Linked DNA regions of Homo sapiens: region 2 is linked to region 1. The links are chromatin loops, found by intact Hi-C in ENCODE. Cell type or tissue: endothelial cell of umbilical vein. All regions are shown on one strand.

Evidence for each region. Peaks named below come from ENCODE experiments on the same cell type or tissue, not always from the same donor. Only the 100,000 strongest peaks of a DNase experiment are listed, where the experiment ranks them.
Region 2: a loop joins it to region 1, with 6 times the contacts of the local background. A loop is called at or near these places in 4 of 110 quality-filtered maps.

What each region holds. Positions count from the first base shown.
Region 1 is chr1:173,187,298-173,195,297 of GRCh38, reverse strand. It overlaps TNFSF4 (TNF superfamily member 4), which reads left to right. Exons shown (of 3, transcript NM_003326.5): 2 at 6,729-6,777. Among named protein-coding and RNA genes, the nearest start is that of TNFSF4, 16 kb to the left of the region's middle. In endothelial cell of umbilical vein, no CTCF peak of the experiment used is centred here; DNase peaks (open chromatin) are centred at 1,397, 4,057, 4,607 and 4,907; H3K27ac peaks cover 5,766 bases.
Region 2 is chr1:172,951,705-172,959,704 of GRCh38, reverse strand. No RefSeq gene overlaps it. Among named protein-coding and RNA genes, the nearest start is that of TNFSF18, 95 kb to the left of the region's middle. In endothelial cell of umbilical vein, no CTCF peak of the experiment used is centred here; DNase peaks (open chromatin) are centred at 2,634 and 4,124; H3K27ac peaks cover 3,747 bases.

The DNA.
Region 1 (8,000 bases):
GAGCAGGGTTTCTGGATATTTTGATGTATATCTGTGTATTTTGACAACTATTCAAAAATTAATATTTAATCTTATTCAGTATTGATGATGAAAACAATTCAAGTTAATTTAGGACCCTCAGATAAATGCTTTTTTTTGGTGTTATTTACTCTTATGATAGTGTAGGATAAAGAGAAGGGATGTTATCATGAACTTGGGATTCACCTGAACTCAAATGAATAAATATTTATTCCCGACCAAGTTCTTAGCAGCACTAATTTTTATTTCCCTATCTGTAAAATATGGGTAGTTATTCTTTCTACATCACAATGTTATTTTGAGCAGCAAATGGGATAATACATTTGAAACAGTGCATAGCATATTGTAAGTACTCAATAAGGTTTTATTTATTCTTTGCCTTTTTTTTTTTTTTTTTTTGAGACAAGTTCTCTCTGTCATGCAGTGGCATGATTGTGGCTCCCTGCAGCCTCAATCTCCTGGGCTCAAGCGATCCTCCCACCTTAGCTTCCCAAGCAGTTGGGACCACAGAGGTGTACCACCATGTCCAGCTATTTTTTTTATTATTTTTTTATTTTTTTGTAGAAATAGGGTTTCACCATGTTGTCCAGGCTGGTCCTGGACTCCTGAGTGCAAGTGATCGGCCTGCTTTGACCTCCCAAAGTGCTGGGATTACAGGTGTGAGCTACCGCACCAGGCCCTTTTTCTTGAATGCACAAAGGATGGCCTCATTTCTAGACTTTTCTTCCAACTATTAATAATTATAGAATGTCTTTTGCTCATCCAGCTCTTCTCTGTCTTTCAAGGCCTAAGTCCAGGTCTTTCCTCCTTGTGCTGTCAAAGCCTACAGTGATTTTTCTGTTCTTTGAAATGTTATGACTTACATTGCCTGTAGGTATTTACTAAAGGTTTTATGTACAGGGACTATTTTCCCAACTGGCATAGAAGTTCATCAAAAGTAAGGATTGTATGTTCTATCTCCTTGTGTTCCAAGAGTTGAGTGTAATAACTGCTGCATAGCAAGTACTCAATAATTGCTGATGTTATTTTTAACCAAACTACCAAATAATATGACAACCATACTATTCATTCAACTACTGAATAACACTTACAGCAGAGAAAAAATTTCTTGAGCACCAGCTTTTGGACAGGCATGCTTTTTGCACAGGGTGTGGTTGAAGATAAATTCTCTGGATTTAGACTTTTGGAAGTTCATAGTTAACAGCAGTGATTTTTAAATCTGAACCTTGGTTACTTGTAAAAATGAAGATTCCTTGATCTACCCAGACCTTTTGAATTAGAGTCTTTGTGAATAATCTGACCATCTGCACTTAAAACAACAACAACAACATATTTTGGTGGTGATTCTAATGCACATTTAGAGTTTAAGAACCACTGGGCTGGTAACCTTCCTGTTGCATTATCAGCTGCTGCCAGACATGACGCTTGTACATTACATTATTCAGTCATTTGGTCAAAGAGCCCATATTTGCCAAGTGGGTACTTGATTGTTCCTTTTTTTTTTTTTTTTTGCTTCACTTATGGGAGCCCTGAAACCCAAGAGGGAAGCCTGGAGTGTGGGCTCTCCCTTTTCTTTCTCATGATGAGGTCATTGCCAATCATCTGTACGGCAACTTCTTCTTTTCTCTAAGCTTGCTATTAAAGTGGACATAAGGAATGGAATATTAAAATCTTCATAGAATTTTTTTCTTCAAATTCGCGTGGGAGAAAAATAGTACTTGTGTGGTATAATAAAAATTACTGAAATTGAAGGGCATGCATCAAATCTCTTCACTTCTGTGAGCCTTAATTTCTTCATATGCAAAATATAATGTTCAACTAAAATATGACTTCTTTTGCATTTTTTTCATGCTTCTAAGACCATTACATTCAAAATTCACGGCTATACTTCAATTCTGGCATGGATACTTAGGAGCATTTGCATTTCATCCTTGAGTATGGTGTGGACTCTTCAGACCTTCCAGATTGAAGAAGCTTTAGTCTATAGACTGTGCTTAGATGGAAGCCCCCTGGCCCTTTGATATTTTCTATTTTCTTTGAGTATGTGGAGAAGATCTGGGGATTTTGCTTTTCTTGATATACAAAACACTAAGTCTATGTGTGGGGGTAGACCAAATGTCTTCTGATTGTTTTCTGTCAACCTTTCTCATGAAACCCAAATTCTTTTGTATTGTTTCTCTGAGGTACAGGGAGTCAGAGCACTGATATGATAACTTTGTTAGTCTTTGTTTTTTTCTTTAATCCATTCCTTCATTCTGTTGTCATATAGTTTATATAGTATTATGTAGAATAAATTATGAACATGACATGGATATTGTTTTCCGTGTGCATCCAAGAATAATTGCTGATGTTTATTAACTTCTTGCAATGTTCCATGACAGGTCCTGATCACTGACATATATTATTTCATTCAAACTTTACAACTCTCTGATATACAGATTTTTACTATCTCCATTTTACAGATTAAGGAACAAAATCAGCAAGATAAATGCAATTTTCCCAAGGTCACACAGCTAAGTAGTCTTGAGTAGAGGAGATAAGACTTGTATTCACTGGCAGTATAATCAGTCAATAGAGTGTTTTTTAATGTTGGGGTTAACTGTACATTCTGTGGGTTTTGACAAGTGTATATAATGACATGTATTCACCATTACAGAATCATACAGGATGCTTTCACTACCCTAAAAACACCCTGTGCTCTACCTGTTTATTCCTCCCCCATTCCTAACCCCTGGCACCCACTGATCTTTTTAATCTCCATAGTTTTGCTTTTTCCAGAATGTCATATAGTTAGGTCATTCAGTATATACCGTTTTCAGATTGGCTTCTCTTGTATAATAATATGCATTTAATATTCCTCCATGTCTTTTCATAGCTTGATAGTTCATTTCTTTTTAGTGCTGCATAATGTTCCATTGTATGGTTGTATCAGTTTATTTATCCATTCACCTACTGAAGGACGTTTTGGCTGCTTCCAAGTTTTGACAATTATGAACAAAGCTGCTATAAACATCTTTGTGAATGAGTGACTTTAAATACTTGTATGGGAATACAGAGACTGAAACTCAAGGATTTGATTTAGGCCTTGAAGATGGTAAGATTTTAATGGGCAGAGACAGATGGAGGGACATGCTGGAGGCAGTGGTGTGATCTTGGCTCACTGCAACCTCTGTCTCCTGGGTTCAAGCGATTCTTGTGCTTCAGCCTCCCCAGTGGCTAAGATTACAGGTGCATACCACCACGCCTTGCTAATTTTTGTATTTTTTGTAGAGACAGGCTTTTGCCATGTTGGCCAGGCTGGTCTCAAACTCCTGATCTCATGTGATCTGCCTGCCTCGGCCTCCCAAAGTGCTGGGATTACAAGCGTCAGCCACTGCATCTGGCCTACATTTTTAAAATGCTTACCACGTACCATGTGCTGGCAAACTGCTGGATGCTTTAAGTTATCCTATCTAAACTTGGTGTTCATCTTCTGGAAAGTTCCGCTCACAGTATTATGTCTTATTTTCACATGTATAAAGGCTAAAGCGAAGAAATGCTATAACTTTTCCAAATTCAAAGAACCAGAGAAGTCACAGTTTGAACTAAATCTGACTCCAAAGTCTATGCTCTTTGTGCCATCCTACCAGGCTGCCTACCCAAGTGCAAGGAGATCAGAACAAATAGTTGGCTGGATCATTAGACACAGAAAGGATATATGTGGCAATAAAGCTTGACAATGAGGTTGGAGCCAGGCTCTTCAGAGCTTTGACTTGGGCACTGTGGGGGTGTCTCTGGGCACTGGGGTAGTCAGCATGAGGTCATCAGGTATGGAGGATGAGGGGGAAGATGGTTGGAAGGCCAACAAATAAGAAGAAGGACCATCTTTTTCTACTTCACAACATTGCCTAAACTTGATGTTAGTAAGAGACTTCTGAGGATATGCAAACTTCTACCCCTATGTGACCTTCAGGAGAAGGAACAGGATACCTGAGTCTGGAGTTCCAGTAGGTCAGCTTCCTCCAGGTTGATCTACTGGAAGTCTAGACTCCAACACGGAGGAAGTCACATGTGCTTTACTCACTCACTGCCTGTCAGCATCATCGTCCCAGAGAATGTCTGTTTGGTCACTGCCACCCTTACTTCATCAGGGCACCTCAAAAAGTTGGAACATTCCTTAAGTTGCAGGATATTTTTGGAGATCTTTGCAAAGTCAGTCAAAATAATCAAATCACAAGGGCTTTTAGATCAGGGAGTGAAAGTAAATTTGGGAATGAGGAAGCTTTATGTTTTTTTCTCTTTTATTAAATTAAACTTAAAGTCACAACTTCTAAAATCTAAATCATGGAAAGCTAGTGCTGAAAGGAATGCCCCTGATCTTCTAGTGACTTTTAAAGATGAGAAACTGCCATCTAAGGAGATTATGAAACTTGCTTAAGTTGGCACAGTGCCTGCCTGCCTGGCATTAGCACTCTGTCACTGCACGCTGAGGCCTGTGCTGTTTGTGCTACTCCACAGAGGGCTTCTTTCTAACTTTAGCACGTGGCAATTCATGCTGGCACTTAGCCCAGAGAGCAGTGGAAACATTTATTTACCCAGGAAACTATGGTCATTGGGTCATTTGCCTTCTGACAGGTTTTCTTCCAGAGCATTGCCCTTAAGCACGAAGGGCACTAATTAGCTATCACACCACGAAGAGTACAGAGAAGGGGGAGAGCTAAAGACTCCTGCTTCTACCCAAGTCAGTGCCTCTCTCCATGTGCTCAGCACATTGAACTCATATTGTTCCTGCAGCCCAGTCCCTGGCAGGGCTCAGAATGACTCTCCATTCTTCCTATGCTGCCTGTTGGTTTTAGCTGGTAAGGCTTGTGATTATACTTGTAATAGAAGTAGGGAATTCCTCGTCTGTGTGGGCAGGTGCCAATGGAATATGCTTGACTGAAGCTACCAGTGTGCCAGGAGAGTGGGAAACAGGAATTCCCCTACCCAGGGCATAAAAACAAATCCGTCTTCACATTTTTGATTAGGACGTCATGCCAAAATAAGCTTGTGGGAAGAGCCGTTGTTCTTGGCAGGCATAATAGGCTTTTATTTTTTTGAGATGGAGTCTCCCTATGTCCCTCAGGATGGAGCGTAGTGGGGCGATCTTGGCCCCCTCCCAGGTTTCAGTGATTCTCCTGCCTCAACCTCCCAAGAAGCTGGGATTACAGGCATGTGCCACCATGCCTGGATAATTTTTTTTTTTTTTTTTTAAGCAGAGATGGGGTTTCACCATGTTGGCCAGGCTGATCTCGAACTCCTGACCTCAGCTGATCTGCCTGCCTCAGCCTCCCAAAGTGCTGGGATTACAGGCATGAGCCACCGTGCCCAGCAGACATTTTTTTCTACTTTCTTTTTTAGTAGATAAGACAAACAAATGGCACAAAACTTTTTAAAAAATTAGACCATGAAAAGTAGAGGTCAATCCTACTCCTGACCTCAGGCTTCCAATTTTTTTCTCCAGGGACAACATTTGCAACTAGTGTCTTGTGTATTCTTTCAGATACATTAATGTATTGTATATTCTTTCAATGCCCACACAGGTGTTATTATTATTATTTAACACAAATGGCAATATATTTTATGTATAATTCTGCACCCCCCCCAACTTTTTTTTACTTAAGAGATCTCGGAGTTGGTTCCATATTGAGCTTATTTGTTCTTTTAACCACAAAAGTACTGTAAAAGTTTTATCTATCAGGTTTCCTGTCTTCACTGTTTTACTTCTCTTTTAGCAATTGAATACTGACTTAATTCAAGTTAGGTTTTTAAAGCTGTTGAAGAGAAAGATCCAATGTTTAAAAAAGCTACACCAAATATATTGAGCTCTGTAGGATTGGGACAGTTTTTATTGCCTTTGTCCCCTGAAAATAGGATGCTTTTACTCCTGCGTTAAAGTGAAAGACCAGACATGCAGGAAGCTTCCAGAACTCCCTCCCAGTGCATTCTGGGAGTCTGTGGCCATGATGGATTGATTGAACCAGCATTCTCCATGAGGGAATCTCTATGACTGAATAGGTTTCTTAACAATATGACTATAGTGCTACGTTATCCAAAATGGGAAATTGGGGCACAGTGAGACAAAACAGTATACCAAAGAAGAGTTTGGCAGAAATGCGGACAGATCTCAGACGCTTGCATGAAGGAGCACAATAGTCCTAATTTATCTTAAGAGATATTATGGAAAAGCAAGGGGGAAGGTGGAAGTCTAGGTCCAATCTTCATAGAAAAAGTCAGGGCCGGGCATGGCGACTCATGCCTGTAATCCCAGCACTTTGGGAGGCTGGGTGAGAGGATTGCTTGAGGTCAAGAGTTTGAGACCAGCCTGGGCAATATGGCAGAACCCCATCTCTACCCCCTCAAAAACCCCAAAAAACAAAAATTAATCAGGTGTGGTGGTGCGTGCCTATAGTCCCAGCTACTCAGGAGGCTGAGGTGGGGGAATCACTGAGCCCAGGGAGGCGGAGGCTGCAGGGAGCCGTGATTGTGTCACTGCACTCCAGCCTGGGTGTCAGAGTGAGACCCTGACTCAAAACAACAACAACAACAACAACAAAAAAGTCAAGTCTTCTGTTGTTTTTGTTTTCTCTACAGGCTACTGCATTTCTGCTTCACTGTTCCATTAAATATGACTTGCGAATTTCATTTGTTCATGTTTTTTTCCTAAGAATATGTCTTTCTTCCTCCCTCAGGTATCACATCGGTATCCTCGAATTCAAAGTATCAAAGTACAATTTACCGGTAAGTATTGTCAAAAGTTTAATTGATTCATATTTTTGAAAGAATCTTCTCTTCAGTCTCTTAATTTCCTCTAGAACACAAGATCTCTTCTTTTCCTAAGGGAAGGAATTAAATTCCAATTAAATCCCAGAATTGTTGTAGCCTGCATATTATTTTCATTAGGGATACAGATGTATAAAGAGAAAAGGGGATTAATTATTCATCAAATATGTGCTTGTCTCTGTACTAATCACTTTATGTTCCTCATTTAATCCTCCAAGGAACCTTCTGGGTAGAAATTATTTCCATTTCTTAGTTAGGGAAACTAAGGCTTTACTTCTTACAAGTCTGTCTGACTATAAGACACATTATTGCCTGCTAATTGTATTCTGGGGCAAGAGTTTACCTTAATGAAAGTTGGGGGAAGCCCTTGATAGAATAAAAACTTCGACTCCAGAGAGAGGATTGTTTGGGTCCATGATTAGTGCTAGCACAACCCCTAGTGGTTTCCACACGAATATTCATTTTTTAGTTAAGTTCTCCTGAGCCTGAGGGAAGGGAAGTATTTCTTGTCCTCCATAAGTGGTCCTCTTTTTCAGTTCAAAAGTATGTCCCTCTGGACTGGTACAAAGCAAGAATTACTGAATTGTGGCTAGCGGTGGGGACCTATTCTTTTGCCTAACAAAGGAACATGGGCCAGAACAGGGTGTGTCCAAGATGTGGTTACTTGGCTATTCAGGATGATTTTAATGCTAATAAGGAAATAAAAGAAGTTCAGGCTTTTTGGCTTGCACTTGGGATGGCCCTGCACAAAACAACCAAGTCTATCACTGCCTCCTACTCCACTTCCTCCTTTTCTTTCTCCTGTGGCAGTGACTCTTCCCAAAGTACCTTCCGGGAAAAACTAGCAACAGGAGGTAGAGAAGAGAAGCAAGTATATGCCCTTGAGCTCTTCCACCTGCAGCTTTGAGAGCCCACCCTGAATCCACAGATACGGTGTGCACAGCTGCATTATTAAACTTAAGTGACCGCTAACAAAGGCCACTAGTAACTGCTGTGGATAGGTCCAATGCCTGGGGCATGTGGAAAATTTGCATTTCATGGTCAGATGACAGAAAGGCAAGAGTTGAAAACAATTGCTTTAAGTCAAGCTTCAGAGTATGGGTAGTGTGCAGGGCTAAGGCATGGGGCACCACTGCCACCCTTTGCCCATAGTTCATCCACTGAGCAAGAAAGGAGGCACT
Region 2 (8,000 bases), 240 kb after region 1:
AGAAGCAGTGTGTGTTTACGATATCCTGAGTTTTACATTAGCTTTATGAAACTCAGTAGCAAGGATGAACTTGTTTAAAATAAAAATCTAGACCTTCACACCTCCTCTTTGTATATTTTCCCACTTTGTTTTCACATGGAAACATCTGGAAATAAATACTACTGCATTTATGGCCTACAGCAAAAAAGGCTTATCCATGGCCTAAAATGGATTTAACTAAGGTTCCTCACATATAAATTCAGGTCAATACCTCTGAATGCCACGTGAGGAAGGTGAAAACTCACTGTTTTATTTGTACGATTTTATTATGTAACCAGGCTAGTGCTTTAATGAAATGTTTTATTTGAATTGATTCGTCTTCAATAGAAATTAATTAGCTTGAAATTAATTTGACCAAAGGAATCTTCTATTCAGAAGCCAACTCCTCTTTAAATGGCTCTCTCATTCTAGATTTGTGAATCTGTAGCAAACCTTTGCTCAACATTTTAGCACAAACTAGGCATTTTATTAAAAGTGTTTGTTGGCTGGGCGTGGTGGCTCATACCTGTAATCCCAACACTTTGGGAGGCTGAGGCAGGTGGATCACTTGAGGTCAGGAGTTCGAGACCAGCCTGGCTAACATGGTGAAACCCTGTCTCTACTAAAAATACAAAAAAAAATTAGCTGGGCATGGTGGAGCACGTCTGCAATCCCAGCTACTTGGGAGGCTGAGGCAGGATAATTGCTTGAGCCTAAGAGGCAGAGGTTGCAGTGAGCTGAGATCTGAGATCTTGCCACTGTACTCCAGCCTGGGTGACACAGAGAGACTCCGTCTCAAAAAAAAAAAAAAGTGTTTGTTTACTGACATTATGCAGCATGTGGAGAGGAATGAATTTGCCCCCTCACCCCACCCCCTCCCCCAAATTTCCACGAAACTACTTGAGGTCAAGAACCAGTTTCCATAATGTTTTAGTTCCCACTCTGCTTCCTTCTCTTTTATCCAACTGGTTCTCAATAGCAGAACTGAAGAGAGGTTTATCCAGTAATAGTAACAAATTTAGCCTTTTTACTAATGAGCTGTTTTTTCCATAAGTGTAATTTGTTTTACTTTCCCATATCATAAAGTTGTGCTGATATTTATAGAAGTTCTTAATTTGGTGGAAGGGGGAACAGACTGAATCAATGTGTTACACTTACTAAGTTGATTATAATCCATTTTATTTGAATTGGTCATAAAATAGTGTCATTTACCCTCTTAAATATCTTAACAATGAATCTAGAAAACCTCAGATTCTGAGGAAATATTAACAAATAAAATACATGAGATTGATTTCAGCTCAGCTTGTCAAAACAAAGCCCAACTTGTCAAAAGAGCTATACTTCCATTCTTTACCACAAAAAGAATCTGAAACCCCTGGTTCTTTTTCCATGCTGAAAAAAACTACATGCAAACAAAACTATTGATATATGGAGCACCTGTATAGTAAATAATACAAGTGGTGGGCCACCACATTATTTATTTTGATGGTACATATTCAGTCAACTTTAATGTAATGCAAAGTGTTCATGCATCTGCTGTCACGCCTACTTAGCCAACTCTGGATTAAGGCTCTAGGTTACCTTTATTCCTGCACCAGGGGAGATAAGCACCCAATCCTGGAAATTGGAGCCACTAGGGTTAATAGTACTAGTGGGAGATTTAATACCAAACACTGACTATTTGTTCTTGATTTGATTTTTTTTTTCTTTTTGAGACAAGATCTCACTCTCTCACCCAGACTGAAGTGCAGTGGTGCAATCATATTTCACTGCAACCTTGATCTCCTTGGCTGCAGCAATCCTCCTGCCTCAGCCTCCCAGGTAGCTAGGACTACAGGTGTGAGCCACCATGCCTGGTCTAATCTGATATTCTCAAACACTATCTCAAAGCTCCATCTCTGTTCAGCCCATTGTAGAAGATGCTTTTGCTACTTATTTCTCTGAGAAATTTAAGGTTAATTAGGCATGAAATATCTGAACTTCCTGTCTCTCTACCCACATAATTACCTACATTTATATTCTCCCTTTCTTTTCTTTATTTGTGGAGCAAAATGAATTGTCCTTTCTCTGGTTCAAGGCAAACACACTGCTCTGCACTTTGGATGTCAGCTCCTCCTGTCCCCAGCAGGACTCAGCTCCAGCAATCATCATCCCTCTGTTTTCTCTGTTTTCAATCTGCCCTTTCCATTGATCATCTTATAACCATGCTCATAAGCAACTTCTCCCCTCTATTTGCCTCATGATTTATTTTCTTCTAAGACACTTCTTTTACCTTCCATTAAAATCTCAACTTGCTGTAATCTGGCTTCTACCCCAAAAAATCCCCTGAAGCAGTTCTTGTTAAGTGCATCGGTCTTAGCAGAACTTTGATACGTTTGACAGTTCATTGCTATTCCCTTAAAATGCTCTGCCCCTGCATTTTTATAGTAAAAGATTCTGTCTAAAAGTTGGTGTCTCCTGAGGACCTATCCTCGTGATATTTTTCTCATTCTACATTGCTCCCTGGATGATCTGATCTACTTCCATTGTTTTAACTGCTTCCTAGAGGCTGGTGTAGCTGATGTAGTTGTTTTGTTTTCCTTCTTAAAGTGTAGTCACTTTTTGTGCTAGCAGTGTTAAAAGGTCACCTTGTGTCCCTTCTTGGTTATGCAGATATGTAGCAGGCAGTTTCCTGCCCTAAGGAAAGGTGTCATGCAAGTTTTCACTAATTTATTGGAATTATCCCAGCCTCCTGAGATACAGAGCTCCATACAGAGCTCTGGGCAGAACATAAAACAACTTGCCTAAGGACCCCTGAGGATCCTTCCATGTAGGTAAGTGTAAATAACCCCAATCCCAGAATGGATGCTCACATAGGCCTCGTGGGGAAGCAAAGTGATAAGTTTCCTAAAGAACCGCCATGAATAGAAACAGAGATTTAGTGGGCTAGCCCTGGGGCTGCCTCAGGAGAGGCAAAGGGGAAAGATGTTTCTCTGTCCTTGAAGTAGCCAATGTGGGGACCCCTGGAGGGTGACCCAAACCATTATCTTTCTCTTACTTCTTAAATCCTGTCAGACACCAAATCTTTCTGATTCTAACTTTCAAATATCTCTTGTCTCTTTCTCCCCTTCCAATTTCATTGTCATTGATTTGAGTCTGTCCCTCATCATCTCTCACCCCGACAGTTGCAATCAATTCTTTACTGGTTTCCTACCTAAATGTCTTACCACTAAAAATGCAAACTTGATATATCACCTGTCTGCCTAAGACCACTTGGTGGTTTCCCACTATTCCCAGACTAAAGCCCAAACTCCTTCACATGTGCCAAATGCACTCCATTTTCCAGAGTCTGCCTATCTCTTCTACCTCAATGTTTTCATTTCCTGCCTGCAGGAAAACCAAATTATGTATAGTTGTTCTTAATCCCATGGTGTTTTTTGCTTTCTGTCTTATTCCATTGGCCTGCTATAAGAAAATACCATAGAGTGGGTAGCTTATAAACAACAGAAGTTTATTTCTCACAGTTCTGCAGGCTCAGAAATCCAAACTCACGGCACCAACAAATTCAGTGTCTGGTGAGGGCCCGTTTCCTGGTTCACAGTTGGCACCTTCTAGCTGTATCCTCACATAGTGAAAGAGGCAAGGAAGCTCTCTGGGGCATCTTTTATAAGGCACTAATCCCATTTATGAGGATACAACCTTCATGACCTAATCACCTCTCAACATCCAACACCTAATACCATCATCCTGGGCATTAGGAATTCAGCATATGACTTTTGAAGGAACAAACATTCAGACCATGGCATTTTCATCTCTTTGTCCACACTGTTCATGAATCTAGAATACTCTTCACCTTTTATCTTGCTCTTAATCATTTTTCAAGACCCCGCTTGGGCATCATCAATTCGCTGTCTCCTAACCCATTTTCTGTATAACTGTTGTGCTTTTTCCTCTTAGTTATCCTTGTTGCCAACCTCCCTCCCCACCCCATCAGACTATTCAGCTATTCAAGAATTCTCAATGTCATTGCTTAGAAGCCCATCCTGACAGTTATCCAGCCAGTTAGTGCAAAACAAGTGGTAATAACACATTGTTGAGAAGATTGGGAAATGACACATACAAAAATATCTTCGCCATCTGGAGGATTACAGTAGGCCTCAGCTTTATTTTCCTCCTGACATTATTCATGTCGCTTTTATTTACCTCTCTCTGACAAGACATATACCACTGATAATAACTTATTTCCTGTAGATTCTCCAGATGATATTAAAAGGAATGTGACTAATTATGTACTTATGAGGTGTTTCACTCTCTTCCTACTTTGTGTAATTCCCACTCCTTGAAGTAATTAGCAAATGTTTCATAGGACCACGCAGTACAGTCATTAAGGGTGCAAGTTTTGAAATTAGACCAACAGACTTGACTTTAAATACTCACTCTACCACATGTTGTGTAACTTTGGAATTTTAATCTCTCTAAGACTTAATTCGCCATCTCTAAAATGGAAATAATATTAATGTCTACCACATAAAGGTTAGCTTTATGATGTTCTTTGGGGAATGATGAAAATTAGGACCGGCAGGGAGACCTGCAGGAGAAGAGAAAATTCGGAAGAGAGAACTCATGTCCGCATGTTAGCTTGGAGTTAACATAATGATTCCTTCACTGAAGTGAAGCAGGAACACCTTTGGGTAACAGCTGCATGGACAGAGACTCTTCCACTCCGTCAGGTGGGAGGCAGTGGAAATGATTCATGCTACCTGCAGGAGAGTGAAGCTGGTGGAATGAGAAACTGTGTAGGAAGCTCTCTAAGTTGTAGCGTAACTTTCTGTTCCTCCACCTTGGTTCAGGAGCAACCCTAAGGTTGTGACAACAGTGGGTTATCTGTGGGAACTTTGGAAAGGGCTTGAGAATTCTTACAAGGCTGGCCCACTTGACAATCAAGCCTATGTCTATGGACAGTGCTTATCCTTTCAGTGTGGATAGACCAATGGCAGATGCTGGTCAGCTGATCAGGACCAAAGGGTGAGCCGGACACAGAGTGGGCCCTACACACAAGTGCAAAACCAAAGGAATGTGTTTCTGTGGAACTCCCTGCCTCCCAAGCCTATGTCCTCCTAAGGGCCTTGAGCTCTTCATTTCTAAGACTCTCCTCTACAAATGAGGCAGGCTCTAGACAGCTCTAAGGAGAATGGGGAGTATGTCTGTTAATGACTCAGCAGCTGAGGGACTAAGTTCGAATCTTAGTATTTGATCAAATCTAACATAGAAAAGTGCACCTTTTCTATCATGGGCTTTCCAAAAGCAAATGTTTCAATCCCAACCATGAGGAGCTGCAATTCTCTTAGCCAAACGAATTTTCATTATAGAAATAGTGCTGTAGGCTTCCTCAGAGATGTCCCCATTTTTGGGTAGCATCTCTGTGTCAATTTGCCAGCTCACAATGTTCTCTTCTGCACAGTGCTACCCAGACTACCATGAGTTCAACATCTGTTCCTGAGGATGAGGGTCAGAAGGGGAGTTTAGGATGTTCCTTTAGTAAATGGGAGACTTATGCCCCTATAGTCCCAATTATTAATATGATGAATCTTACATTTTATCTGCTTTAGGTCAACTTTATAATTTCCACTAAATTGGAAGACTGTCATCTAAAATGGTCTCTTCTTACTTATTCACTGGTTAGTCAAACACGTGATGTAACTAACTGCTCCTCCAATTCCTTGAAAGTAAGAAAGGGGACATGAAGTCATCTCAAGGCATTTCTTAAGAAAATAGGGCAGGTCCTGGGGTTGGCTTCTGTCTTTTGCAACACTGGACCGTTAGGAGTACATGTATGTACAATACCCATGTATCCCCTGCTGGGGTTCACCAGGGTAGATTCAAATATTTTTGTTAAATAAATAAAATACAGATAAGGGTGAAATCTTCCGTGCACCTCTCTCCAGTTGTAGTCACGATCATGAGATAGGGTTTTATCATTTCTGTGAAATTTTTTCTACATAGCAACAATAATAACATTCATAGTAATAATAACTAACACATGTAGTGCTTATGGTGTGCCCAGCACTATTCTAAGCACTTTCTATGTATTCACTTGTATAATTGTACTACCCTACAAGGTAAGTTTTATTGTCATTCCCATTTTATTAATGAGGAAACCAAAGCTCAGAGTTGCCCAAGGTCACATGATAAGTAGGAGAGTCAAAATCTGTAAAAATATATAGAGTGATTTTAAAGTAACATTAATGGTATCATAATTTGCTTTGTAAGTTACTGTTTGTGATATTTGTCCAAGTTAATAAATACAGCTCTCATTCATTCATTTAGATTGTCACACAAAATTACATCATATGGCTTTTCCACATTATACTTATCTATTCTTCTGTTCATGGACCTCTAGATAGTTTGTAATGTTTAATATGATAAACAATGTTGTCAAGTAACATTCTTGTATATATGTTCTTTTTGCAGGTATGCAACAATTTCTCTAGTGTAATATACCTAGAATTGAAATTGATTAGTCATAGAACATTTTGACAAATTGTGTCAATTTATACTTCTACCAGTAATATATGGAAGTTATTCTTTGCTTCAAACTTTTACAAATACCTAATATTGTTAGGCTTTTAGATTCTGCACCCACCCACACAAAATCTGATAGAAGTAAGATAATATCTTGTTGTGGTTTAGATTTGTGTTTTCCTGATTTCTGGTAAAATTGAGCATCTTACCTTTACTAGCCATTGAGACATTCTCTGTGCTTTGATTTTGCCTCTTCCGTTTTTTGCCAATTTTTCCTTTGAGTAATTTTTCTTTTTTGTATTGGTTTCTGGGAGTCCTTTATATATTTTGAATAGTAATCTTTAGTCTCCACATGCTTATCTTTAGTTTATTTATACTGTGTGACATTATCCAGTGGATAATGTTTATTAAGTGGGGTGTTCATATATCATAAATCTTTTCACTGACACTTGCTTGGAATCCATGGGCTTAATCTCATTATGTTCTTTATTCCTGTTTAGGACTTACCAACACAAACACCAGATTCCTAGATCCATATCTCCTGTAGTTCAATTCTCAATAGTTTCCACATATCATCTAATTTACCTTTTTCTCCTGCCCTTTCCCAATTCTCAAAACCCTTCCATTGTGCCCTATGCAATGTATGGTCATGAAGAACAAAATTCCTTATATTCTTAAATTCTTTTCTGAATACTCCTTTCATCTTCTTGCTCTAAGAGGAAAGTAGTTCACCCTGAGGACACAGCTTGCCCTGCAGCCCACTCAAGTGGGGCTATTTTATTCCGTGAAGTTTTCTACCACCAGGTATGAAGGTGGAGTATCCTCATGTCGCCTCAGTGCTACTTTCAGATCATTATTTCTCCTCTTCTAAAATCCTTCCCTCTCTCTCACCACATCTCTGTATCTCTTGTGTGGTAATTCAAAAATATGTTCCCCAAAGCCTTTGATATTTCTTTCATTGAGAGGTGGGGGCTGTGTCCCTTCCCTTGAATCTGACTTCTGGGACTGAATTCAGTGATGTGATGCTGTAGCTGTTTCTAGATCTAGGCGTCATGAAACCATCTGCTTCTACATTTTATCTCTTGAGATTCTGACTTTTGAACCCAGCTAAATTATTTGTGTCAATTACGCAACATGTAGATCAGCCTAAGTGGAAAGAAACAAAGATGTCCAGCCTACAGCCCAGCTGAGCTCCCAGCCAACAGCCAGCATCAACTTGCCAGCCATGTGAGACATTAAAAGAAAAACCTGTTTTTCTTTTGCACACACATTTCACTTCTGACCTCAGATATGTGTGGGTTTTCCCCTACATATTAGGCAATTCTCTAATTCTCTGTGAATGCCTACTGACTGTCCTATAATTTAAGTCAGTTCTGACATTAACTACCCAGAATTAGTGCAGATCTCACAAGGTAAGGACTCAGCCCCATAAGACTGCCCCTACTTTACATATCAATTGCAAGTCCCATGTTGTCACCTGT